Regions from separate parts of the Homo sapiens genome. Here region 1 is linked to region 2. Evidence: chromatin loops called from intact Hi-C (ENCODE). Cell type or tissue: GM12878. All regions are shown on one strand. Each heading gives the region's core, and the rest is flanking DNA. Links, peaks and the distances in the headings are about the cores only. Region 1 overlaps GPM6B (glycoprotein M6B). Region 2 overlaps OFD1 (OFD1 centriole and centriolar satellite protein).

The links. A loop is a pair of places that touch in the nucleus more often than their neighbours do. Peaks named below come from ENCODE experiments on the same cell type or tissue, not always from the same donor. Only the 100,000 strongest peaks of a DNase experiment are listed, where the experiment ranks them.
Region 1: a loop joins it to region 2, with 4 times the contacts of the local background. A loop is called at or near these places in 3 of 110 quality-filtered maps.

The regions. Positions count from the first base shown.
Region 1 is chrX:13,797,438-13,814,404 of GRCh38, reverse strand. It overlaps GPM6B (glycoprotein M6B), which reads left to right. Exons shown (of 8, transcript NM_001001995.3): 2 at 6,636-6,755. Among named protein-coding and RNA genes, the nearest start is that of GPM6B, 11 kb to the left of the region's middle. RefSeq lists an enhancer at 11,786-12,319. In GM12878, for the core only: a CTCF peak has its summit at 8,944; no DNase peak of the experiment used is centred there.
Region 2 is chrX:13,746,793-13,754,792 of GRCh38, reverse strand. It overlaps OFD1 (OFD1 centriole and centriolar satellite protein), which reads right to left. Exons shown (of 23, transcript NM_003611.3): 8 at 7,840-8,000; 9 at 5,260-5,366; 10 at 3,425-3,544; 11 at 1,352-1,425. Among named protein-coding and RNA genes, the nearest start is that of OFD1, 16 kb to the right of the region's middle. In GM12878, for the core only: CTCF peaks have their summits at 4,402 (motif pointing left) and 6,751 (motif pointing right); a DNase peak (open chromatin) is centred at 1,935; H3K27ac peaks cover 3,329 bases.

The DNA.
Region 1 (16,967 bases), core at 5,063-13,062, 55 kb before region 2:
ATTTTGTCACTTTACGCAGAGTTTTTTATGCACATATATATTTTTTTTCCTGTGTTTCTCCTTTCCCATCTGTTTTCAGTGGTTGGTGATGGAGTGATGCCTGTCTCTTAATTTGGGGCATTATTGCCCAATGGCTAATACCCAATAGCATGTGAATTAATATCTTTGGATAATTATTGCAGTGTCTATTAAGAACTAAGAATGTAAATTAAACTTAGCTTTATAAATTGACCTTGCTTTTCTAGTTGGGATCTTTCCTGGGAGTTTCAGCGGGACAACACAACCCAGCTATTGTGATTCACTAACTCCTACAAAGAGAGCTCTTTCTTTAAACTTAATCACAATGACTTTGTTTCTACTTTAGACAAAATTAATCCATGTCCTTAAAAAAGGAAAGCATTTGTGTTTTTTCAGTCTGATAGTTTTCATCACAGCATGCTACCAGATACCAAAATTCACAAGAGTATTTAGTAGATATTTAGGGATTTTTAAGGAAAACAAGCAGATTTTCTTAGATGGATGTAAGAAATGCCAAATTATTACAAATGATAGTTTTTAAATTAAAAGCATTAAAGTGTGAAGATTGAGTAAGCAGATTCACTGACATGGAATAAGCAGAGGAAATGAATAAGACAGAATCAAAAGAAATAGATCATGGAACCCAATAATAAAAAGATGGAGAGTCGGTTTCCATTGATTTCAGTGGAGTATTACTTGTTGTCATTTCATTTGTGAAAATAAATGCATCTGAAATTGCTGAGAGTGGATAATCACTGAGTAGAAAAACAATTGAATCATAACAACTTTGTATGCTCTATTATGGGGGAAAAATCTATCTGTTATGAAAATTATTTTCATTATATGTAGGTAATTGAATTCTACTGAAACAATTATAGTCAGGTTAGTTAACTTCCTATGAATCGTTGCTGAAATAAATTACAGGCATCAAATTAAATTCCTAACCACACAGGAAGAAAAATATAGTGAATGGGAAACAATGTGTAATTTAAAATAAATTACAGGATATAGTCAAAGTAAGAAATGAATTTAAATTATTGACTTCCTTAAAAAATTAATACATCTATTTTAATCTTTTTGATCAAATAGATATAATTTCTTATTTTTTTTTTTAATTTAGCAAAATGTATGCACTTTTGGCTCTCATTTTTCGTTTAGGAAGAAAAGCACTCCTCTAGAATATACGACTTGTGTGATTAAAAACCCAAAGGGACACATAACACACGTCACACTATTCCTGATGATCTGCGAATTATTGCATTTTGAAATTTGTGTTGACATTTTCTAACTTGGCTATATAAATATGGTACAGAGGAAGTTTTAGATGCAGTTATTATCTGTAAGAATTTGCCAAGGTGGACATCTGAAGAGTTGGTGTCTGGGGAATAGGCTGTAGAGAAAAGTGGCTGGCCAGATGGTGCGGAACATATGTGGTAGGTATGATACAGCTTCCTTTGATTTTTTTTTTTTTTTTTTAGAACATTTAAATGTGGAAAAGATCTCAACGAGCCATTTGGTACATCTTCTACTTTTACATTATTAATTCCATTAGGATTTTTTTAAAGACTTGGCCTTGCTATTTCGTTAGAAAAAGAATTCTGGGCCATTTCTGGAAATTTAGATTTGCCTTCCCTGAAATTGAGTGTAAACCCTGAATTAAGATTATTATGATTTTCAAGATCACATTTCTCTGTTATTTGGAAGTACAGGGTCAATTTAGACTAAATGATCTTAATAAAGTGACTTTGTCTTGATGTATCTGAGAACATGCAAAATAACCAGTGTCCCCATGACTTAAACTTCCCCTCTCTGTGACTGTGATGGATTGGATTGGATTGTTACAAAGACACTCTCGCTTTTTTCTCCTTTGGACCAAATGTACATACATGGGAGATAGTTGGCCAGGAGTAGGGATGGCCATGGAACGGAGGAAGAAAGTGACCACACCGACTGTTTTTAAGAGAGGAAGGTTACAATCCCAGTTTCACAAATGTGCTTTGTTGTTCATTCATTTATTCGTTTAATGGTGTTCTCTGCCGGGTGTGGTGGCTCACGCCTGTAATCCCACCACTTTGGGAGGCCGAGGCGGGCGGATCAAGAGGTCAAGAGATCGAGACCATCCTGGCTAACATGGTGAAACCCAGTCTCTACTAAAAATACAAAAACAAAATTAGCCGGGCGTGGTGGTGTGTGCCTGTAATCCCAGCTACTCAGGAGGCTGAGGCAGGAGAATGGCGTGAACCCGAGAGGCGGAGGTTGCAGTGAGCCGAGATAGTGCCGCTGCACTCCAGCCTGGGTGACAGAGCGAGACTCTGTCTCAAAAAAAAAAAAAAAAAAAGAAAGAAAAGAAAAGTGTTCTCCTTTGAAATGTCATTCTTCCTCTGTCCCTTCAGCTCACGTTACAGGAGTACAGGGGTGCTAAGTCATCGTAGGGACCATTAGGGGTAGTATAATCTTGGTTTTAATAATAATTTTGCTGATTGGTGGCAGATTAAATAGCAGACAAAATGCCATAGACGAGAATTTTGATCCTTAGCCAGCTGAGTGATATTTCTCGTCAAAGAGTGTATAAGAGAAAATGTAATAATTTCCTATTTGATAAGCTGATTTTATCAATTGCATTAACTGCTTTATGTAGCCAAGCCTTATTATGCTGTATTTAAAATCAAGGGTCAACACACTTTTTCCGTAAAGGTCAGATAGTAAGTATTTTAGGTGCTGCAGACCACTCAGTGTCTGTTGTAACTATTCAAATCTGCCACTATAGCATGAAAGCAGCCCTAGATAGTATGTAAACAAATGGGTGCAACTGTGTTCCAATAAAACCTTATAAATAAAAACAGATGGCTATAATTTACCAACCTTTACTATATTTATAGCATTGTTATGGCATTCCTTAATATTTTAAATAATAGCTAAAAATGAAAGATAACAAATATAGCTTTGAAAGACCTTGCTCAGTGAATATGGTCTTTCTTGGAAGCTCAGTGTTTGTCACTTAGTTGCTTCCGGTGATAATTTCCTAGGTGCTAAGAAGCATGACAGTCTGAAGTTCATTTGTTCAGCCTTCTCGCTAAATTACATTAAATAAGTAAATGGGGAAAAATAAACAAGGCATTGTTTTGCTTTCCTTTTTGCAATTTCCCCTTGTTTCATGCCCACCTTTGGCAATGACCACTCACAGCTGTGTCTGTCTTCATAAGCCACCACTGGTCACCTCATCTCTATCTTCACTCTCTTAGGGGGAACATTTTGCAGTTTTCCCTCTGCAGGGCATAAACCATTTTCCCATTTCTTGCCAGGTGCCCAGAATCAAGACATTTTAAAAGACCTTTTGAGCCAAGGCATCCTCTTGGAATCCTGTGACTGCCTTTTAGGTGTTGGGATCCTGTCCTTGGGATTAAAATGTATACTGTGTTTTTTGAAATTTTATAAATAACTTTATATTTAATGCCTTTATTTAAATTTGGCTCAAAAATATAAAATAGAAGTGATTTTTCTTTTCTTTCATATCTAAAGATTTACTGTTGTAAAAAGGCCCCTCCAGAAGTGTAAGTCCAGGGGATTTGGAACACATCCATCCAGTTGCCGATCCCATCGGTGTGTCTTCTGGATCTATTCTTTTTTTTTTTTTTTTTTTTTAAATCCTGAATTAAGGGTCTTAGGCATGGCTGCCATGTTTTTCTCAGAAAACACGTTAACATTGAGCAGTCCATGGTTTTTCATTGTCATTGCCTAGCAGCCTATGCTTGCTTGCCTGAACATCTGGAGACTTACCCCATCCATATGAGGAGATGAGCACAGAGCATGGATGAATCTTCTGCAGAGATACCCTGAATTGCATGGCCTGGCTTGGGTAAAAGTCAGCATGGTGGGGGATCTAGAGGTCCATTTCTGGTCCACAGGGTCCCAGGGTGCTCCCTTCCTTTCAACCAAATATTTATTCAGCCAGCGTTTATTGGGCACCTGTGTGCTGAGTATGTAGAGACAAATTTTTTAAAAGGATAAAAATTTCCAGATCAAAAGTGATAGAACTACTTAGAATCCTCTTGCTTAGGGGTCTATGTGGAGGGCTCATAGCCCCCTTTACCAAGAGGAAATCAGATCATACCATGAAGTGCCTTGACCTTCTGTTTTTTTTCTGTCAGCCCCACTGGGTTTTCTTGCCTTTGGAGAATGTAGCAACATCTATTTCTGAGAGAGAATCTCCTGAACAGTAAAGCAAAAATCTAAATCTGTTTTTTGGGGGTTTTTTTTCTTTCTTTTTTTGAGACAGAGTCTCACCCTGTCACCCAGGCTGGAGTGCAGTGGCATGATCTCAGCTCACTGCAACCTCCACCTCCCAGGTTAAAGTGATTCTCCTGCCTCAGCCTCCAGAGTAGCTGGGACTATAGGCGTATGCCACCATGCCCGGCTAATTTTTTTTTTTTTTTTCCTGAGATGGAGTTTTACTCTTTTTTTTTTTTTTTTTGCCCAGGCTGGAATGCAGTGGCGCGATCTCAACTCACTGCAACCTCCATCTCCTGGGTTCAAGCAATTCTTCTGCCTCAGCCTCCTGGGTAGCTGGGACTACAAGTGTGCGCCACTATGCCCAGCTAATTTTTGTATTTTTAGTAGAGACAGGGTTTCACCATGTTGGCCAGGCTGGTATCAAACTCCTCACCTCAGGTGATCTGGCTGCCTCGGCCTCCCAGAGTGTTGGAATTACAGGCATGAGCCACCACACCTGGCCAATTTTTTAATTTTTATTTTTTATATATTTTTTTTATTTTTAGTACAGACAGAGTTTCACCATGTTGGCCAGGCTGGTTTTGAACTCCTGACCTCAAGTGATCCGCCCGCCTTGGCCTCCCAAAGTGCTGGGATTACAGGTGTGAGCCACCGCACCCAGCCCACAAAAATCTCAATCTAAGGAAGACTGAAAGTTAAGAAATTTTAAGAAGCCTGAGATAACATCAGTAGCTTAGGACCTGGACCGTTTCTTTAGGAGACACAGAAGCACAACTCAACTGCAAATGCACCTCAGAAAAACTCTCATTGGGTTAACTGTTGCCTCAGCAGAAGAGTAGAAAATTGCAATACATGCAGAGGTCACAGTAGGATGTATGGTGGTTTCCAAAGTGTGCCCTCTTGAGTGAAATTGCTAAGGTTCACATTCAGGCTTCTCTACCTCCTGGCTGAAAGATCTTGGGCAAGTGATCATTACCTTCTCCTTGCCCTTGGGTTGTTCCCTTGTAAAAATGGAATAATAATAGTACCTATTTCAGAGGGTGGTTGTGACAAATGTAATAAGTACCACATGCTGAGTGCAGTGCATAGTACATCATAAGCACTCCATAAATTTTTGCTGTCATCATCATTGACCACAAAAATAGTTTCATTGTGCAGTTCTGATCTTATCCCAGCATCTTTTCTGTACCTCCCTACCCTGGTTTTAAATGAGTTATGTATACCTTACCTTGAAGTCAAAAAGATTTTTTCTAAAACATTCTAGAAAAGCAGGTTTCTGCTTCCAAACTTGAAATACCTTACAAGTTTTCAGAGATTGTGGAGAGTGGAGTTGGGATTTTATAAAGGCTTTGTGAGGTTTTACTTGCCTCACACTGTGGCTTTAGTAGGTTCTTCTCCTCAGAGACCTGAGCTGCCAGATGGTGCATTATGACCTGATCTTCTGATGGAATCATTACCCACATCAATGGCACAATTTTTTTTTAATCCTTAAATATTTGTGGTGCCCCAGAGGATATAACCCCTTATTAGGTTTTATGGGATTCTCGGAGATAAACTGGCCATAGCGACCTTATGATCTCTTTGAGATTTCAAGATTGTAATTCAACTAACTTTTATGAGAAGCCTACTCTGTGCCAGGCAAATTGGTAGGTATTTTTCTTTGCAATCCCCTAAGAAGTGGGAAATATTGTATCATATTACCAGATAGAGACCTGAGTCCTCAGGGAGTGCCAGCTGTCACCATGTGTGTAATTAAGCAGTGGTTCGAGCCCAAGACCAGTAGCCCTTTCTGTATAGCACATGGGAGAAAATTGGAACAGGATTTAATCCAGAACATTCTAGACTCTGACGTTCTGAGTTTAAGATAAGGTGACAGACAATACTGCAGACGTCAATGGGAGGACAAGCATTTCATCCAAGAAACAGCAGACCATTAGGTTGTTTGCCAGGTTTTCTGGACTAGAGCTGGGTACCCTTACAGAGAGGGAGCCTGCGTTCACCTTTGCTAGTGCAGCTGGCAATAATTATAGTGCTCTGTTAGTGCTCTGTTGGTCTGAAAAGGAAACAGAAAGAAAAATATTATTGTGAGGAGCCAAATTTTCACTATAAATAGTATCTTCCCCAAATGAGCATTTTAAGAAGCAGGATATGGTGTGTGTTGGGGGAAAGATGTAGAAAATAAAGATCATTTTGGTGATTTACATAAACTTCAATTTAGAAACGGAGGACATTCTCAATGGATCATGCTGGTACTGAAGGGTTGCATTTCAATAGCATATTTTTTAAACTCCCCATTTCCTTTCTATGGTAAAGAATAAATAAAAATGCTGATATAGAATCTTTGCTGGAGATAGAGACACTGACTCTTTGCCACCTGAAATTGGCAGTGAACAGCAGAGCTGAAATGGAAATTGGCAGGTACCACTGGATGTACCCAGGCTCAAAGAACCACCAGTACCATCCCGTGCCAACCCTGGGGGACAGGGCTAGCCCCTTGAGCAGTCCAGGTAAATACAGCCTTGGGGTGAATTCTAATAGCAAGTCAACTGTTATCTTTAATATTATTTGTAATGGCTCTTGCAGCTTGGTGATATTTTATGTTTTGCTTGGTGCATTAATTTGTTCACACGGGCATGGGTGGAATTCGCCCTATAAACATTTTTTAATCATCTTTCTTTTTCTCTCTCCCTCTCCATTCCACCCCATCTTTCTCCACTTTCTTCTCCTTCTTCCCTCTTCCCTCTTTCACCTTCAATCACTTCGTCTTCTCAAAGGGAACAATGTACAGTGAGATATGCCTTTGGTTAACCATGAAATTTCCAATGCCTGAACCAATAATGGGGGAGGGGGGCCACCCACATCCCCCATGTGGCCAAGAACTGGGCCAGGGCCTTCAAGGAGCCTTGGCCCTGAGAGTACTGTGAGTGTCCCCAAATGTCTTCCCAGCCCTGCTGCTCTGCACCACCCTCTCACCTCAGTCATTGCCTTTGAGAAAGAGAAATCAAAGCTGTGAAAGTAGGATTGGATAACCATGTACCCGATTCCCATCAGGTAGGTTCAGTGGGTCCGGTTTCCATTTTCCTTGCTCGTGAGGAACATTGGCCATTCAGAACCGCTAGGTGCTGGATCTGGGTGAGGTGTGCGACAGCTGATTTGGGGACCTAGAAGGGGCAAAAGGTGAAGCAGTATGAACATCCAACCTCCCACGTTCCCAAAACCAACACAAGTTGTAATGCCCAGCTCAGTTAGCTAAAACTCAGTGATTTTGCCAGTGTACAACCATAGTTCAAACTACATAAAATGCAGACATAAAGGGCTGGTGGTAGGTCGGATAAACACAGTAAGAGGCTTAAAGTATTTCTGTGATTTTGCATCAATCCATAACATTTCTCCCAAATGCTTGCTAACTTTTTCAGGAGTAAATGTAGCATGGTACAGCTCCAGAAAGGGCAATCCCAAGGTACAATGTAAGTTACCCATTGAATTACAAAGTCATAAAATCCATGATTAATAAAACCTTTTCCTTTAAAATCTAAATTGTGTTGTCAGGTTAATTAAAATGAAATCTGACGTTGGATTTAGTTCTGTCTTGGGTTATGCATTCCTTCATCTGTCCTATGGCTATCAGGTGTTGGTTCTGTGTGTGCCTGTGCAGCGCTGGCTAAATAGGGTGAGCATGAGGTGACATCAGCCATCCATTCTCATGGATCCTATAAAGAATATGGAGGGTTCTGGAATCTTGATTTAAAAAAAGTCATTAGACGTGATATATCCATACAATAGCTACTATTCAGCAATAAAAAGGAATGAAATATTTGTGCATGCTACAACATGGATGAACCTCAAAAACATCATGCTAAGTGAAAGAAGCCAGACACAAGAGACCAAATGTTCTACCACTCTGTTTATGTTAAATTTACAGAATTGGTGAGATAAGAAGTAGGTTAATGGTTGCCAGAGGCTGAGAGAAGGGAGGATTGGGGAGCAACTACAGATGGGTACAAGGGATCATTTTTGCTGTGATGAAAATGTTCTAAAATTAGATTGTGGCGATGGTCACACAACGCTGTACATTTACTCAAAGTCATTGAATTGTATACTTGAAACAGGTGAATTTTATAGAATATAAATTATATCTCAGTAAAGCTGCTTTTGAAAAAAAAAGCAGCAAAAAAAACCATGAGATGTGCATAATTCAAGGGTGGGGAGCGGGGAAAGGGGTATTTTTTAACATAACAAGAAGCCCCCAAGTTATCAGAAACAACTGCTTGAGGGAGGAGTCCCTCTTCATCTTAAGAGTCTTTAAGAGTCTTCATTTTAAGAGTGTTGAATGACATCAGGCCAGCTGGAAACCCAGAAAAATACTTATTCTTTTCTGTATTTTAGTTCACTAAACTGGTAAAGAATAAACACAATATCTTATTGGGGGGGAATAAAAGAAACCTCTATCAATTGCTCTTGAAGAGTTTTCTCCACTTGTTGAGCAGTTCCCTGTAAAAGCATTGCAATAATATTTGTGTGCTTTTGATCCTACGGTGAAACACCAGAATCTGGGCATTCATAGCAGCAGTGGCAGCTGAGAAGAAAAATACGAGGCTCCATTTTCTGTTTTTCTGAAACTGATTTCTTTCAGAATTCCAAAGAATTTGGGTTTCCAAAAGATAACATAGTGCATACATCATGTACTGCATGATACCACCACTGAGTGTCTCTGCAGATCTAACTCATTAATCTTTCTGGAGAGCCCAAGACTATAAACAACTCCTTGTCCATTCAGGTGAGATTTTGGCACCAAGGAAGAGGAGATCAGAACAGGTTTTGCTGCCAGATGAGTTAGGGGAGAAAAAAAAATTACTTTTCAAGTTTTTTGGAATTCCATAATGATATGATGAAAGATTGTGGAAGTCTAATAGTATCAGGTTGCTGGTGATACTACTGCAAGCGAGAATTCCATGAACTAACAGGTTCTTGCCTGAGGGGGAGAAACAAAATCACTGAATTTGATTTAAAGAATTATCTTCCCAGATCCTGAAACAATCTCCACCTACACATAGTTTTAACTTTTTGTGTGCATTGATGGAAATAATTGGAAAAAAGATGCCTCCACGGGGACTGTTAATGTCTGGAGCTGTCTGCAGAGACCTTATGTGTGATAGTGTAAAGCCTACAGCGCAGGCCACAGAGTGAAGGGACCCACTCTAGCCATGCCATCGCCTTTCCAGACACTTACAGATTTTGTTGGGTCCTAAATCAATGCCGTTGCCATTCTATACTTAGATCTCCAACCCCAACCAGATGGTATGAGGCAAAAAATAGGGAATTCTGTATGGCTCTTTTTTTTTTCTTTTTTTTTTTATTAATTTTTTTGCAGAGTTGTCAGCCTTTTTCCATGGGGGAAAAAGAGGTTTTGATACAGGCTGACCAGGAAATTTTTGCCAAAGGAAAATGCCTCTCCCACTCATGCAGTTACTGTAGCAGAGACTGCCCTTCTCCAGGAACTTCCTTATTCCCCATTGGAAAGGTCATGGCGGTTCCAGGGTCCTTTTCATGGTTTTCTTTTTCTTGCTACTACTTCCCAGTAGAATTCCATCTTTAGGGGTTAGATAGTTATTCTTTCCTTATCTCTTTTTCCTTTTCAATTTTTAGCTGCGTTGGACATGTAGTGTCCACATCTTTTCTGCCTTCAGGAGATGAAATGATGTATGACCACATGGGCTACCCCCGCCCCCCGCCCCCCCCGCCGTCCATGATGCTGCCCTAGGGGCCTGGCCTGAGGTGGTGGTCTGAGATGCAGGCAAGCGATGAAGCAGGGAGTAGTTCATGCTAAGTCTCCAGTCAGTGGCATATTGTGCTTAACATTGGAGGGAGCACTTCCAGACTGTTGTAGATTGTGTTACACAGGCTCCAGAGGATAGCCTAAGACAATCTAGATTCTCTATTCCAAGTGCGGGCTGTGGACCAGCAGAATCAACACCTCCAGGAGCTCGTTAGAAATGCAGAGTCCCAGGTCCCACCCAGCCCCACTGAATCAGAATCTGCATTTTCATAAGACTTCCAGGTAGTTCCTATGCACATTAAAGCTTGAGAAGCAGTAATTAAGAGCAAGGTCCAAGAGCAAGAAGGGAGAAGACAGGAAGGAATTGATTATGTGAATTTACCCTCAAGAGATCTAGAAATCTTTATCTTTGGAAAAGATAAAGAATTGCTCAAGGTATTCATCCTTTCTTCTTTCCGTTTCTATTTAGGAAGAGGCATGTCTAAGCAATGCCAAGGCAGTCATTAATCTGTTGAGTCCTGGCTGGTTTGAAAAACAGTGACCTTGCTTCTCTTACCTGCTTGTCTCATGAGGGGGTTTGGGGAAGGGGCAGTGAAGGTGAGAAAGGTTTGTTTCTTTGTGGCAAAGTGAGGGCCAGAGGAGAAAGTAGTTGATGGAAGCTTGGGAGAAATTCTCAAATGTCTCTCATCTCCCTCTTTAATATAATCCAATGACATGCAAGATGCCGTGACTAAATATAGGCTGCCATTTTTAGTGGACTAAGAATGGTTCTTTATATACAGTTAAATCTGTAATTCAGAATTCAGTCTCACAAGGAAGGAGTAGAATAACCACCCACTTCACATATCACCAATTTCCGCCTCTCAAATCCAAAATGCTCTGATGTTTCAGTTAAAATGGCCACAGATAATTCCAGAAGTCGGGACAAAGAGCACACCCTCTACATAGGGACTGTCACAGAGGATGTCGGGAGAGGAGGGCCCTCTGGAGTGTTGGTATTTAGCAAGAAGCCCAAGTGTTGTGATTTGCACCACAGAGAATGGATTCCTGAGTCGCCACGGGGTTGTGGGGTGGGGGCGGGTAGCAGACTGACGGAGGGCCCAGCACTGCTGTTAACTCATGTTGCACCTTGTCTGCCCAGATGTAACCACAGGCTGGCTCCTGGGAACTGCAGACTTTATCCCTTGGCCCCCTTCTAGGCTGAGCCTGGGACTTCTCTCTCACTGATCTGCTTTGTAGAGGGACACCTGTAGCTATAAGTCCTGGGAAATGCTACTGGATTTTTGTCATTGTTCTTTAGTGTCACTCTTTCCTAACCTAAGGTTGTAAGGCCACTAAGTTCGAGGTCTTCTCCCAAACCACTTGAAATGTATTTTAAGGGGGAAGAAAAACCCTTAATCCTTCTGCGTGTACCATTCCACCTCTGGCCATAGTTGGGTGTCGACCATAACTGACAGTCTGGTCGTGCCGTGTGGGTTCTGCTGGTGGTATCATTCTGTCCCCAGAGGCTGGTTGCAGAAGCTTTTGTAGCTTATCCAGCCTAAGCCAGTGGATGCTCTCAGTCTGTCTGATGCCTTCCAGTTACTCAAGATATTTCTGATTACATAGAGGTAAATGGTGAACACAGTGGAAGCACGTTGTAGCTCAGGCTCATGCCGTAAAGTCCCTGAGATTTTTAGAGTACTTTGCCTTTTGTTTTCTGAAATGTATCAATTCTTTCATTTTCAAAGCACCTGCAGTTTTCACCAAAAAAGTGCCATATACAGCAGTTAACGATTTTATAGTTTATTTACTGACTGCTATGGCAGTCTTTATATATATATATATAAAATAATTTATATATAGCTGTAAACAAATACTTATCGATATAAGTAATTTCTTGATTGTTTTTGAACGTTCCATTGTTTATGCGCTATATTGTTAGTCTGTGATTAGCACCTAATTATGTAACAATGGCTTACTGTGTGTGTGACATATCAGCTCCCTTTGTCTTTTGGTCTTACCTTTGCTTCTCACCTTAGAGTAGGCAGACAGAGAAAGCAGAGATAAAAAGCAGATCGATGAGTATTGAGTGTTGATCTCGGGCTTTCTGTCAGACATGTCTGATTGTAGGGACACTGACTTGGATTATTCAAGACTGAGTACTTCTCGGTCTTTGAGAAGTAGTGTCATCTGGTCTTTGCTGCCTTTGAAATGTCCCTTATGTTATATGTTTTCATATAAATCTAACTAGAGTCCATTAAAATTAATTTTGCTTTGAAATCTTTTGCCACCCTTAGAGGTAACTGGAATTACTCTGAAGTAGCTGGGGAGTAGCTGAAATCAGCCACTTAGGTCTTCCCACCTCCTCAGGCTGTGTCCTTTTGGGTGCCGAAGTTCACTCCCAAATAAGCCACATATACCCTCACCCCCTGAGTGCGTCCACGTCTATGAAAAGCTTATATGAATTGGCTTTTGTACTAAACGGAATGCTCTGGGTGTCAGAGTCATTTAGGTGGGACAAATCTTCCTCTGAAGATCATCATGCTTGTATTTTCTGGAGACTTCCATGAACAATGCTTTCACCCCCAAGGACCAGCTCTAGGGGTGAAATGTCAGGCTGGTAGGAGAGGTAATGGGATCGAAACAAGACTTCCTGTGTCTTGAGAAAACCTTGTTTATATTCATGTGCTGTTTCCCAGTGGCAATAAATCGAGATTCCTGTGAGGATTTGACAGACGAGGCTGGTGATGCCACCCACTGTTTTTGTAAAGAAAATGTTATCGGAACCAGCCAGGCCCATTTGATTGTCTGTGGCTGCTTTCGTACTCCACTAGCAGAGTTGAGAAGCTGCAACTATACACCCTGCAAAGCCAAAAATATTTGCCATCTGGTCCTTTACAGAAAACAATTGCCAATCCTTGAATTAGAATTTGCAAAGTGTGTCAAAATGCAATACTCTATCTACTGATGTTAGGCAACACCTAAAAACTTTGCTCGGCACTCAGTTTCCTAAAATCTTCTCCATCAAACATCCCTCATCCTCTGCCCTCCAGGCCCCAGAATCCTTGTTCTCTGTGGGGAATAGGGACTCCCTGCTCACAGGCTGTCAACTAAGGCTCAGCCCTTCTTCAGAGAATTTCTTGGTACTTTCTAGAAGCTCAGCCCCTCTGGCCTCTTTCAGGTCCTTCTCTGAGTTTTCCCATAATAAACCAAGTCCCGTTAAGTGGATACTGTGAGCTACTTTCATCTAGTGTTCTATTCAGTGCACTTTAGCAAGTTTTATTTCCTGTGTATAGAAAAGATATTTGTGGTTTACTAAATGTAGTGCTGGGGATCATTTCTTTCTTTTTTTTTTTTTTTAAGTATGAGGTTCCAATGCCCTGAATCGGAATCGCTAAGAATGCTGGTTAAAAATTCAGATTTCATATGGGCATGGTGGCACACATCTGTAGTCCCAGCTACTTGGGAGGCTAAGGCAGGAGGATCACTTGAGCCCAGAAGTTCAAGTTCAGCCTGGGCAACATAGCAAGACCCGATCTCTTAAAAAGAAAAATCAGATTCCCAGTCCCCACCTACCCTCTCTGCGATGGGTCCCAGAAATTTGGCCCATTTTAAGAAGCTCCCCCAGGCAATTCTAATGCACAGTAAAGTTTGACCACCACTGCTATATACATAGAAGGCCATAACCCCTCATTATAACATCTTTGGTAAAGTATCGTTTCAGTTCAGCCTGTGTATGTATATGTTCAACCTGTATATGTATTTACAGTTAAGATGCTCAAAGTCAAACCTCCACATCCTTAGCAGACAGTACTATTGAATTTGAAGTAAATTCCTCTTGAAGTAATGTTTCGCTATTGCCACTATATCTTTGTGTATAAGAGCCAATGCAAAAACATTAGATTGTAAAGCTGTAGGCAAACATCAGAGCTCAGGCTGTGTGTTAGTTATCAATTGTTGCATAACAAATTCCTCCAAAACATAGTGGCTAGAAACAAAAATGTATATTATCTCGGCTTCCTTAGGTCAGGAGTCTGGACTCAGCTTAGCTGTCTCAGAAACTCTAATGAGATTTCAGTCTCATCTGAAGGCCTAACTGGGGAAGGATCCACTTCCAAGCTCATTCATGTGGCTACTGGCAGGACTTGGTTACTTTGGGACTGAGGGCCTCAGTTCCTCACAAGCTGCTGGCCTAAAACCTCCCTTGATTTTTTTCCATGTGTGGGCTCTCCATAGCTACTTCATGGCATAGCAGATGACTTCATCAGATAGAGAGAGCAAGTGAGCAGGTAAGAGAATGTGCCAGCCAGAGAGACAATGCTAACAGGACAGAAGTCAATTTTTTGAAACCTAATCAGGGAAGTGACATCTCATCACTTTTGCCATATTCTAGTCCTAAGAAGTAAGCTACTAGGTCCAGCCCACATTCAGGGGAAGGAATTACACAAGGCCATGAATGTAGGTTTGTGGGGATCATTGGGGGTGGTGTCTTAGCTGCCTGCCACAGTCTGTATAAACATTTCACAGTGCAAATGCATCCTCCATCTCCTTAATGATCATAACCTCTTCACTTTCTCAAAGCCTCACCTCTCAGAGAATGTATCACTGGGTTAAATGAGTACCTGGCAGGTGTTTGACGGCCTTCCTGAGGTACTAGACTCTAAGCTCTCTGTGAGCAGAGGTCTTCATGCCTTGCTCCCTGCTTTGGCCTGGCTCGGGACCTAGGACCAAGAAAGCAGTCGTTCATAGTGTTGAATGATGATCACTTTATTTTTAGCACTCATGATGTGTGACTCTATATGAAATTGTCTAATTTTAGTGTCCATTGTGTACATGGCTCATTTCCTGGGCCAGGCTGGTCAAGACCTTGCACTCTGAGAGTTGCATAGGAGCTCAGCAGGTGTTTGTTAAGTAAGTTCAGATTGGCTACTCGTTGTCAGGAGTTTGAGACCAGTCTGGCCAACATGGTGAAACCCCATCTCTACTAAAAAAAAAATAATAATAATAATAATACAAAAATCAGCCGGGAGTATTGGTGGGTGCCTGTAGTCCCAGCTACTTGGGAGGCTGAGACAGGAGAATCACTTGAACCCAGGAGGCAGAGGTTGCAGTGAGCAGAGATTGTGCCACTGCACTCCAGCCTGGACAACAGAGCAAGGCTCTGTGTCAAAAAAAAAAAAAAAAAAAAAAAAAAAAAAAAAAAAAAAATTAGGTTGGCTAATCGAGGTTTCTAGAATCATCTGCATGTAAATAGGGTTAACTTTGTGGGATGATTTTCTTGAATAAGAAGTTCTCAGCCTGAGCTTCACAGTAGAACCCTGGAAGGAAGGGGAGGTCTTTTAAAATTCCGAAGCCACATCCAGACCAAGTCATTCAGAATCTTGAGGGTGGGACCCAGGCATCAGCGTTCTTGAAAGCTCCCCCACCAGGTGATCCTCTGTGCAGCCAAGGTTGAGAACCACTGTGGTAGACCAGTGTTTCCCAATCCGGGGGAGTTTCTGCCTTTCAGGAGATGCCTTTTAGGCATCTAGTGGTGTAGAGGTCAGGGATGCTGCTAAACATCCTACAGTGCACAGGACGGCCCCTCCCCAACAAAGGATGGCCCATGCCAATAGTACCAAGAGTTGAGAACCCCTGGGCTAGGTCCTACGCTTTGAGTCAGGAAATTGGTTCTAAGTGAAGCAGTAGAAGTCCATGGGGTAGCTTTGTCCCAGATGTTAAGCTTATTGCAGGCATGGATAGCTTGATAAGTCTGGAATATTATATACAATCTATGTATCGGTGTTTCCTGAAGAGAAACTCACTCTTTTAAAAGGCACGCAGTGCATAAACCAATACATTTAAACCTACATATATTTATTTATGCAACATAATACCATACACGTGTGTTTGCATATAGCACGTGCTATAAACACCCTATGCATACAGAGATGTATGCAGGGCATATGAGTGTGTTATTGTGGTTAGAGGAACAGGTATGTCTTCCTCAGCGCCCTTTATTTTCCTTCCCCCTCACTGTAGCCTCCTGCCCTCTGCTTGTCTAGTAAAAGCCCTAAGGCCTCCCTGACCCTTGCTGTCCTTACCCTCAGTCCAGAGGATGCCTCTGCTGTGCCTTGCTGCCTGGAGGGTTCCCATCACCCAGGTTAATGTGGCTCTTGGCTTTCACCACCAATCCTTAGTTTCTCAAAGGGGTTCACAACCTTTTTAAATTACTAGTGTGTCTTGTAGAAATTGAACTTCACAAACAGGTCTTCTGAAAACGCTTTCTTGTGGTGTAATTGATATGCATATGGTGCATCTCTTTAAAGTGTCTGACAAGCCTTGACATACGTGTGTGCTCATGAAAGCAGCACCATGAGCAGCATGGCAATGTGGCTGCCACTCCCAACTCTTTCCATCCTTCCTATGCTCCCACTCTCCCCAAGCAACCACTGATCTGCTCTCCTTCTCTGTGGATTAGTTTGCATTTTCTAGAATGGCCCTTGTGAAGATGTGTTCACATAAATTCTCTCACCCTTTCTCACCCGAATAGAAAATGTTGCATGATGTTGATTGCTTAATAGCTCCACAGCTTTGTCCAATTTTTATCCTTCCTGCTTTTACTGAAGATGTCCTGCCCCCATGAATAAACCTCAGAAGACCCATTCTGCCACCGCCTACCACTGAAGAGTTGAGCTTGCACCCACTCCAGTCCAGCCCACACACCAGTGCCAGATTCATCTCTTAAAAGCACATCCTGAGTCACGCCTCGCCTGCTCACAAACCTTCCCTCTCTTCCCCTTGCTGCAAAGTGAAGCACAGAGGCTTGAGGCTGGCTTGGACATCTTCCATGGACCAGGCAATGGGGGGACCTACCTTCCTGACTTCTCCCCACCATTACCCTGGTGTCCTTGATGAACTCGGCTACACCCTGAACGCTCCCCACGTCTCCCACATCACATGGGTCCTGCTGTCCTTCCTT
Region 2 (8,000 bases), core at 1-8,000:
GATATATCATCAAACCATAATTTGTTACATACGTAATGGTATTAATGCATAAAAGAAGTATTAGTCTCCACAAGATAGTAAAAGGGGCTGGGCACAGTGGCTCACGCCTGTAATCCCAGCACTTTGGGAGGCCAAGTCAGGCGGACCACCTGAGGTCACGAGTTCGAGACCAGCCTGGCCAACATGGTGAAACTCTCTCTCTACAAAAATTAGCCAGGCATGGTGGCGCACACCTGTAGTCCCAGCTACTTGGGAGGCTGAGGCACAAGAATCACTTGAACCCAGGAGGCAGAGGTTGCAGTGAGCTGAGATTGTGCCACTGTACTCCAGCCTGGGCAACAGAGCAAGACTCCGTCTCTTAAAAAAAAAAAAAAAAAAAGACAGTAGCCACACATTGGGTATCTGGTCAACATCAACTATCTAACCCTGGTTTCCTCCCAGGAATCTACTTGAAATTTCCACCAAAACTTCAACTTCTTGTTACAGCAATTTCCTAGAAATACATTGAAATGGGTCGGGCGTGGTGGCTCACGCCTGTAATCCCAGCACTTTGGGAGGCCGAGGCGGGCGGATCACGAGGTCAGGAGATCGAGATCATCCTGGCTAACACGCTGAGACCCCGCCTCTACTAAAAATACAAAAAATTAGCCGGGCGTGTTGGTGGGTGCCTGTAGTCCCAGCTACTGGGGAGGCTGAGGTGGAAGAATGGCGTGAACCTGGGAGGTGGAGCTTGTAGTGAGCCGAGATCGCACCACTGCACTCCAGCCTAGGTGACAGAGCGAGACTCCGTCTCAAAAAAAAAAAAAAATACACTGAAATGTAAAACATCTGAAGATTGAAAAATTATTCAACTTCCATAGTCTCAGGCCAATGTACACAAGAGTTCAGAAGGTTATACATCAAGTAAAAATATTATAAAGCATAAAAATATATTAGAAGCAAAAGAAATAAGAAACTAGGTCACAGAGGACAGAGAAGTTAAAAGTTTTCCGTAAGTGAAAAATAAAGTCTCTCATGGTTAGGAGTAATACGTACTTGACAGCAATAAGTTGCTGCTACGTTCCTGACAATTGCAGATTTATCAAAATATATGAAATAAAGTTGGATAAAATATCCATGATAAATCACTGGCCTTTGTGAATATACAAACTATTAAACATGAAGGTTCCTCAAAAGGCAGTGAAGACCATGATTTTTAATTTATAAAATTAAAATTACAAAAAATGTGTAATTTTGTATGAACAATGAAGTGTAAGCTGTATTTTTTAGAATATAGAAAAGACCCAACTTGGGAAGCTAATAACCTACAGCAGAACTGAAAAATACAGCTTATTTTCCCCCCAAACATCACCTTTATTCTTCCTTTCATCTTCAATCAGTCGATTAGTTCTAATGATGTAGTCATCCTTCAGTTCAAGTTGATACCTGAGAATCAGAATGACTAAATATGAGCTCCTCAGGCATTTTTCTGGAAAGACTGTTATCAGTGCAGGAGCTTATCTATGGCACAGGAGCACCTGAGGGTGCTAAACATGACAACTTGTAAACTTCAAAGTCCTCAATACTAAAGCCAGGGATATAACCCCTGAACATAAAATGCCCAGTAAAACCCTTCCTTGATCCTATAAACTGGGTCCCAAAACTCAATCACACAAAATGAAGCGTCGTGTTATCATAAGGTTACTTACTGAAAGCAATCACTTTTCAGTTGGTCTCAACTGACACAAAGAGCAAAGGGGTAAATTAAATTTACACAGCACACAACAGACTCAATCCCAAATGATAATCAGACGGTCACTTCCAATCCACCTGTACCATCTGCCCACCCCCAACCAAGGTAAGAACTTTTGTGCTCAGGGACTAAGCACAGTCCTGAGAGCCAACTGCCAAGAGCATTATATCCGGATTAGCAATACCAAAAGGCACATTTTCACAGTTTCACTTCCCTTTCCCAGCTGTTACCAGCTGCCCTTTTGGTTCCAAAAGGAAATAGAAGCACTCCTGTGGCGAAGAGCCTCCAAACTCCAACACCTGCCAAAGTCATATGAGGATTCCCAAAGCCAGGCAGACACCATGCAGCCTGTGGAAGCTGTCACAATGACACCAAATAGTTCACTAGCTCCATAACTATGTAAAATTAACACACATACTTTAATTCATTTATTCCTAAAAATTCAGCAACTACAGACACTTCCATTTTAGCTATTTTAGTATAGAAACTGACATAGAAGATGTGGGTAAAATACATCATTTCAAAATCAATAGATAAAAAAGCTGCCATATTTTTTAAAAATAGGATTTGTTTAAAGGATTACCTCAAGAAACCTTTGCAATATTATGTAATGGAATATCGATGACAAATTATGAGAAAGGCAATAAAAGAGGCCAAATAAGAAATGCCCAGAGCACCTGAGTTGAATCATTTCCTCGTGACACATTTACAACAAATATTAACTGAGCACTTTTTATGTGCCAGATGCTTTCCCACACACTGAAGAGAAATGTTACCACATGGGCATAATGTCGTAGCACTGAGATATTATTCACTGATACACAAAACTCAGACTACAGAAAAGCCAAAGTTACCATAGTTGTCCATATTTTCCTTTCCCTATATCACTTTTTGCCTCACATAGTTAATTTTAGCTCTTTTGATTCTGGCTTTGCTGAATCTTGAAGGAATACAAGGCACATGTTCACTGACAAATACTATGACCACTAGTATAATTTATATATTGTCAGATAACCCCATCCTTCTGACTGTATGAGTGAGGTAGAGGAAAAGATAACTAAAAGTGGTTATAATTCCAATTTTACAGCTTATCAACTATGCAAGCTAAGCAAGTCACAAGGTGTCCTGAAAATTAAAGCAAATCACAGCCCACAATAAACGTTAGAGAAGCCATAAGAAGCGCAGAGGATGTGCTTCTCTGTATTTTTTTATTGTTGTTAATTTTTGAGATGGATTGTCACTGTCACGCAGGCTAGTAGAGTGCAGTAGCACAACTTCAGTTCACTGCAACGTCTGCCTCCCGGGTTCAAGTGATTCTCCTGCCTCAGCCTCCCCAGTAGCTGGGATTACAAGTGCCCACCACCACACCCAGCTAATTTTTGTATTTTTAGTAGAGATGGGGTTTCACCATGTTGGCTAGGCTGGTCTTGCACTCCTGACCTCAGGTGATCCGCCCACCTCAGCCTCCCAGAGTGCTGGGATTATAGGCATGAGCCACCACACCCGGCCCTTATCTTTTAAAAACTATCCTAACTCAAATGCAGGAAAGGATTGACTGTATCGATAAAACTATGTTTTTTTTTTTTCAAACACTAAAGTTTGCCTAAGTTACAGACTACTTTGTCAGTTTTTGTTATGTTTCTACCAATTTAATTTAAACATATTAGTTATTTAAAAATGCTAAACAATTACTTTAGAAGTTCATTCTTGAGCTTTCGGTCATAGGTCTCCTCAAAACTCTTTATATTCTGCTCCTGTCTCCTAAGTGCCTCAGTTATGCTTTTATGTTTTTCTTCCTGGAGCTTCTGGTTCCTGAAATTAACAAAAATATAAAAAGTAAATAAACTACCATAGCTGAGCTAACAAATTTAGGAAAAAATCACATGTGTCTAGTTCCACAGACTAAAACTGCTACATGATATCACTACTGGGAAGTAGAAGGAAAGAGCCAGAAGTCCTCAGTGTATTTTATGAACTGACCTAGTTACAGCATATTGAAACTAGCAGAATTGACTGTGCTTTGGGCTGAGGGGAGTGGGAGAGTCTCAAGAGGGAAGTGGTTTCTCACTGAAAATAAACACTCAAACAATGGTTATAGGTGATAAATAGCCAAAATCAATCCTGGGATGAAATAATGATATTATTAGTTACAAAGTAACAAATAAGTGTACTTATGTGCTTAAATCTTCTATAATGCTGTTTCTAACTGTGGGATTTAATTAATTAGTCCATACATATTCAAGGTACAATATGTGTTTTTGTCATTTAATAACCAATCAGCTTTAGCCAAGTGTGGTGGCCCGCACCTATAATCCCAGCTTTTCAGAAGGCTGAGGCAGGAGGATTGCTTGAGCCCAAGTGTTTGAGACCAGCCTGGGCAATACAGAGAGACACTGTGTCTTAAAAACAAAACAAAACAAACAAAAAACCCTATTGATTGAATATTGAAAAAAGTACCAAAAGAGAGGGCAAAAGATAGATGGATCAATCAGGGCTTCCAAATACTGAAGAATAGAATGGTCTTCATAGTGAGACTTTAAATCAACCATAGCACCAACTCCTTAGCCAGGGAGGTAGGTTCATGGGTGGTGAGATCCAGCCATCCTGAGAAGTGCTACAAAATGCTGACTAGTCTAAGAACAGGTAAAGGCTCTAGGTATTAGCTCCCTCTGCTGGTAATCTGGAAAGCCATGGAGAGGTAAACTACATTTATTTAGTTTATATGCTGAGAAGGAGGGAACAAGAGTAGAGAAAATGGAGGTAAAGGAATGATGAACTCTCTCTGCCCCAATTTTGTGCCTATTTCCTCTCTCTTGATCAATTTACCTTTTCATTATTGCCAAAAAGAGAGTAAGGTAGACAGAGAGTTGAAATCAAACAAATCAAGCCTATAGAAGTGAGAAAAAAACATTAATGGAGCCAAATTCTTTAATGAACTAAGATTCCTGGAGTATCTATGGGTGTCAATAGCAGATTCCCAAAGGAAGAGAAGGCTTATTGCACAAACTATAGACAGGTGAACTTGCCATCAATCCCAGGTAAGATCTCAAGGATGAAACATTTGTGAGCACTTAGAAACAGTGAGTAACAAAGAAATGGTTTCACCAAGTACAAGTCAAGTTGGACCACCATACTTCCTTTTCTGAGCACACAGCTGGTAAAAGCTGCAGGCCTGGATATATGGAATTCAGTTACTATACATACACACACGGAACTATCAGATCTGAGGGACTGAATGTAACTGCAAAACATACGATCTGTTCCAGTATTAACAGCTTCTCCAAATAATCTGTCTGGTCTTACTGTAGCCTGATGATAGCATCTCATTCGTCTTTTCATCTTAATGTTTAATATTTCAAAAACAAAACCCTAGTGTTTGTTCCTCTTAATTTGTACCTTCTAGGTGATATCCCCTTTACAAATAAGAACTCTACTTGGCAATGAACATTAGAATATTTAGATATATATTTAGTAATTCTTTTTAATCTCATCATTCTGAATATCCAAAATGAACATGCATTACTTACAATTCAAAAGCTTCAACTCTTTGCTTCAGCTCTGCTTCTCTTCCTCTTAGCAAATCCATATCTTTTAGTAAAAGTTGCCTTTGAGCATAAATTTCTTTTGTTTCAATCTGTATAGAAAAGCATTAATTTTTAGCAAGCAAGCTAATGAAAGCAAAACAGATTTGAATGAATATACTGCTTCCTACATTCCAAAAAGCAAAGTACAGACATTTAGGATAACAATTTCACCTTCAAGAGATTCCGACTCAAGGTATACTTTTTGCGTATTCTAGTTGCATAAAAATTTACTCCCCCAATGACTGTTAAACTACCATTACCCTACAGTCCTAACATGCCATGTGAAATTTATGCTATTTAGTTCTTTAACATCTCTCAGTCCCTTATCTAAAAAAATTTTTTTTTTTTTTTTTTTGAGACAGGGTCTCACTCTGTCACACAGGCTGGAGTGCAGTGGGGTGATCTTGGCTCACTGCAACCTCCACCTCCCAAGCTCAAGGGGTCCTCCCACCCCAGCCTACCGAGTAGCTGCAGGCACTACAGGCACACGCCACCAAGTCCGGCTGATTTTTTGTATTTTTGTAGAGATGGGGTTTTGCCATGCTGCCCAGGCTGGTGTCGAACTTCTGGACTCAAGCGATATGCCTGCCTTGGCTTCCCAAGGTGCTGGGACTACAAGCATGAGCCACCACACCTGGCGCCCTTACCTAAATTTTGGCAAGTTCCCCAGAAAGAAAAATTAAGCAAAATGTACATTCAGCAGTAAAACTCCAAAAGAATTGAATCCCCATGGTTTTTAGTGGTGGTGTCGTCTGAATGTTTCAGTTCACGGGTCATTCTGACTCAGAGTTAGCAAGCTCATATGAACTCCTAAAAGAATGGGCCATCCTTCCATTTGTGTGTTCACAGAGAAAGAATTTACTAACTACCTATGACATGTCAAGCAGCATACTGGGAACTGGATATAAAAAGGTAGACAGATATAGTCCTCATCTCTAAAGACCTCACAATTTAGTCAGGGAGTGAGAAACAATCACACTAAGATGTGATGATTTTGTAACTGAAGTACATAAAGACTGATGCAGGAATGAGGCCTAAATGGGTCGCTCAGTGGGAGTCAGGGACGGCATCACCCAGGTGACATCCAAGCTGGGTCTTGAAAGACACTATGGTTTTTATCAGGGAGAGAAGGGGATGGACAGTCCAGGTGAGGGAATAAAGACATGGTGCTTCTTATGAGGATGACAATCTTCTTCAAAGCCTTCAGATGATCAGATAAATAAACAGGGATCTAGTCAGTCACCTATCTTGAAGGTTGAAGTTATTAGTCTAAACACAATCCAATCATCTCAAAGATATGTGCTTCTGACATTCATTTTTATAGCTGAAGCAAACCCAATTCCCAGAAATGCTATACAAAATTTTAGAGGGGGTGCCCTTAGCATTAAACAACTAGGTCTTATTGAGAAGCCCCAGGCGAGAGTGGACACTAGGGGGAAGCATTCCTACTTTCAACATCTGACAGCAGTAGTTCTGGATGTATGTTGGAAATAGTGCTGTAAATCTAGTTTGGTCTAAGACACGCCCTTGGGAAAGGAATATGATTTAAAGGAGTAGATCCAATCCTGCTTGCCAACATGGACTCCCTCTCACTCCTCACCCTCTCTGTCTCCTGTCCAGTTACTTTCTGGGGTGACAAGATCAAATGGTCACATGGATGACCCTTGTGGTGACTCCTTTACCCCAGGGACCTTCACCCTTGCTCATTTCCATGGCTCTCTCCAATGGCAGCATACTGCATTTGGTTTCTAGTCTCCACCTGAAACCTCATCCTGCAATTCTGTAATCTTGGACCATCCTCATTCTTCCACCTACCAGTCTATCCAGATCGAGTCCTTGATCACTGAGACTGCCACTCAACCCTTCCTTTCCCCCTAGGTTAGCAGCCACCTGCCCTCTCCTCTGCTTCCCTTCACTACCCAAGAGAGCCCCAGAATCTTCGATTAAGTAGGCTGCCTTTCTCTAGTCAAATAAGGCTCTGAAAAGCTCTACTTCCCAAGCATCTCCATCTTTCCACCCTCACTGAAAGGGACAGAGAGATACTTACAAATCCTCCCCAGAACTAGAACAGAAAACTCACTTACAAGCACCTGGTTTGACCTCTCTCAATTCCAGGCTCCCCCAACCACAGCTGAGCCCTCAATACAGGTGATCAGTCCTCTCTGCTTTAAAGGGCTGTTCTTCCCTTACCCACAGGAACTACTCTGCACCTCCAATCTGCTCCTAAAACCCAAGATCTAACCCTCTAATCTGCCTGAGGAGATGGAGCTTATTTAGGGTGTGTTTCTCATAATCCCAACTTGATTGTTCACCTCCACAGTTCTCGCCTTTCCATCAGTCTCAGAGGAAGCAAATTTGTGTATCCTTTTCAAGGACCATCCTTCTATTTGCACTCTTGGCCCCAGTCCCTATTGCTCTTCTGGGGCCTTGTTCCATCAACTGTACCATCCTGTTGCTGGATCTCGAGCCAACCTACTAATAGCTGCAGGAAATAGCCACCCATAAAATATTTGTAAATACCACCTCTTGGTGCTTGTGAATTCTTTCAAGGGTACTCTTTTCCCGAAGAACGAGAGCTTCAGATTTTGCTTGACAAGCTTTTTCAAAATCATTCTGGAACATGGTTAACTCCTTTTCATACTTTTTTTTTGCTTCCATTTTAATTTTTGCTATCTCGGTATCTT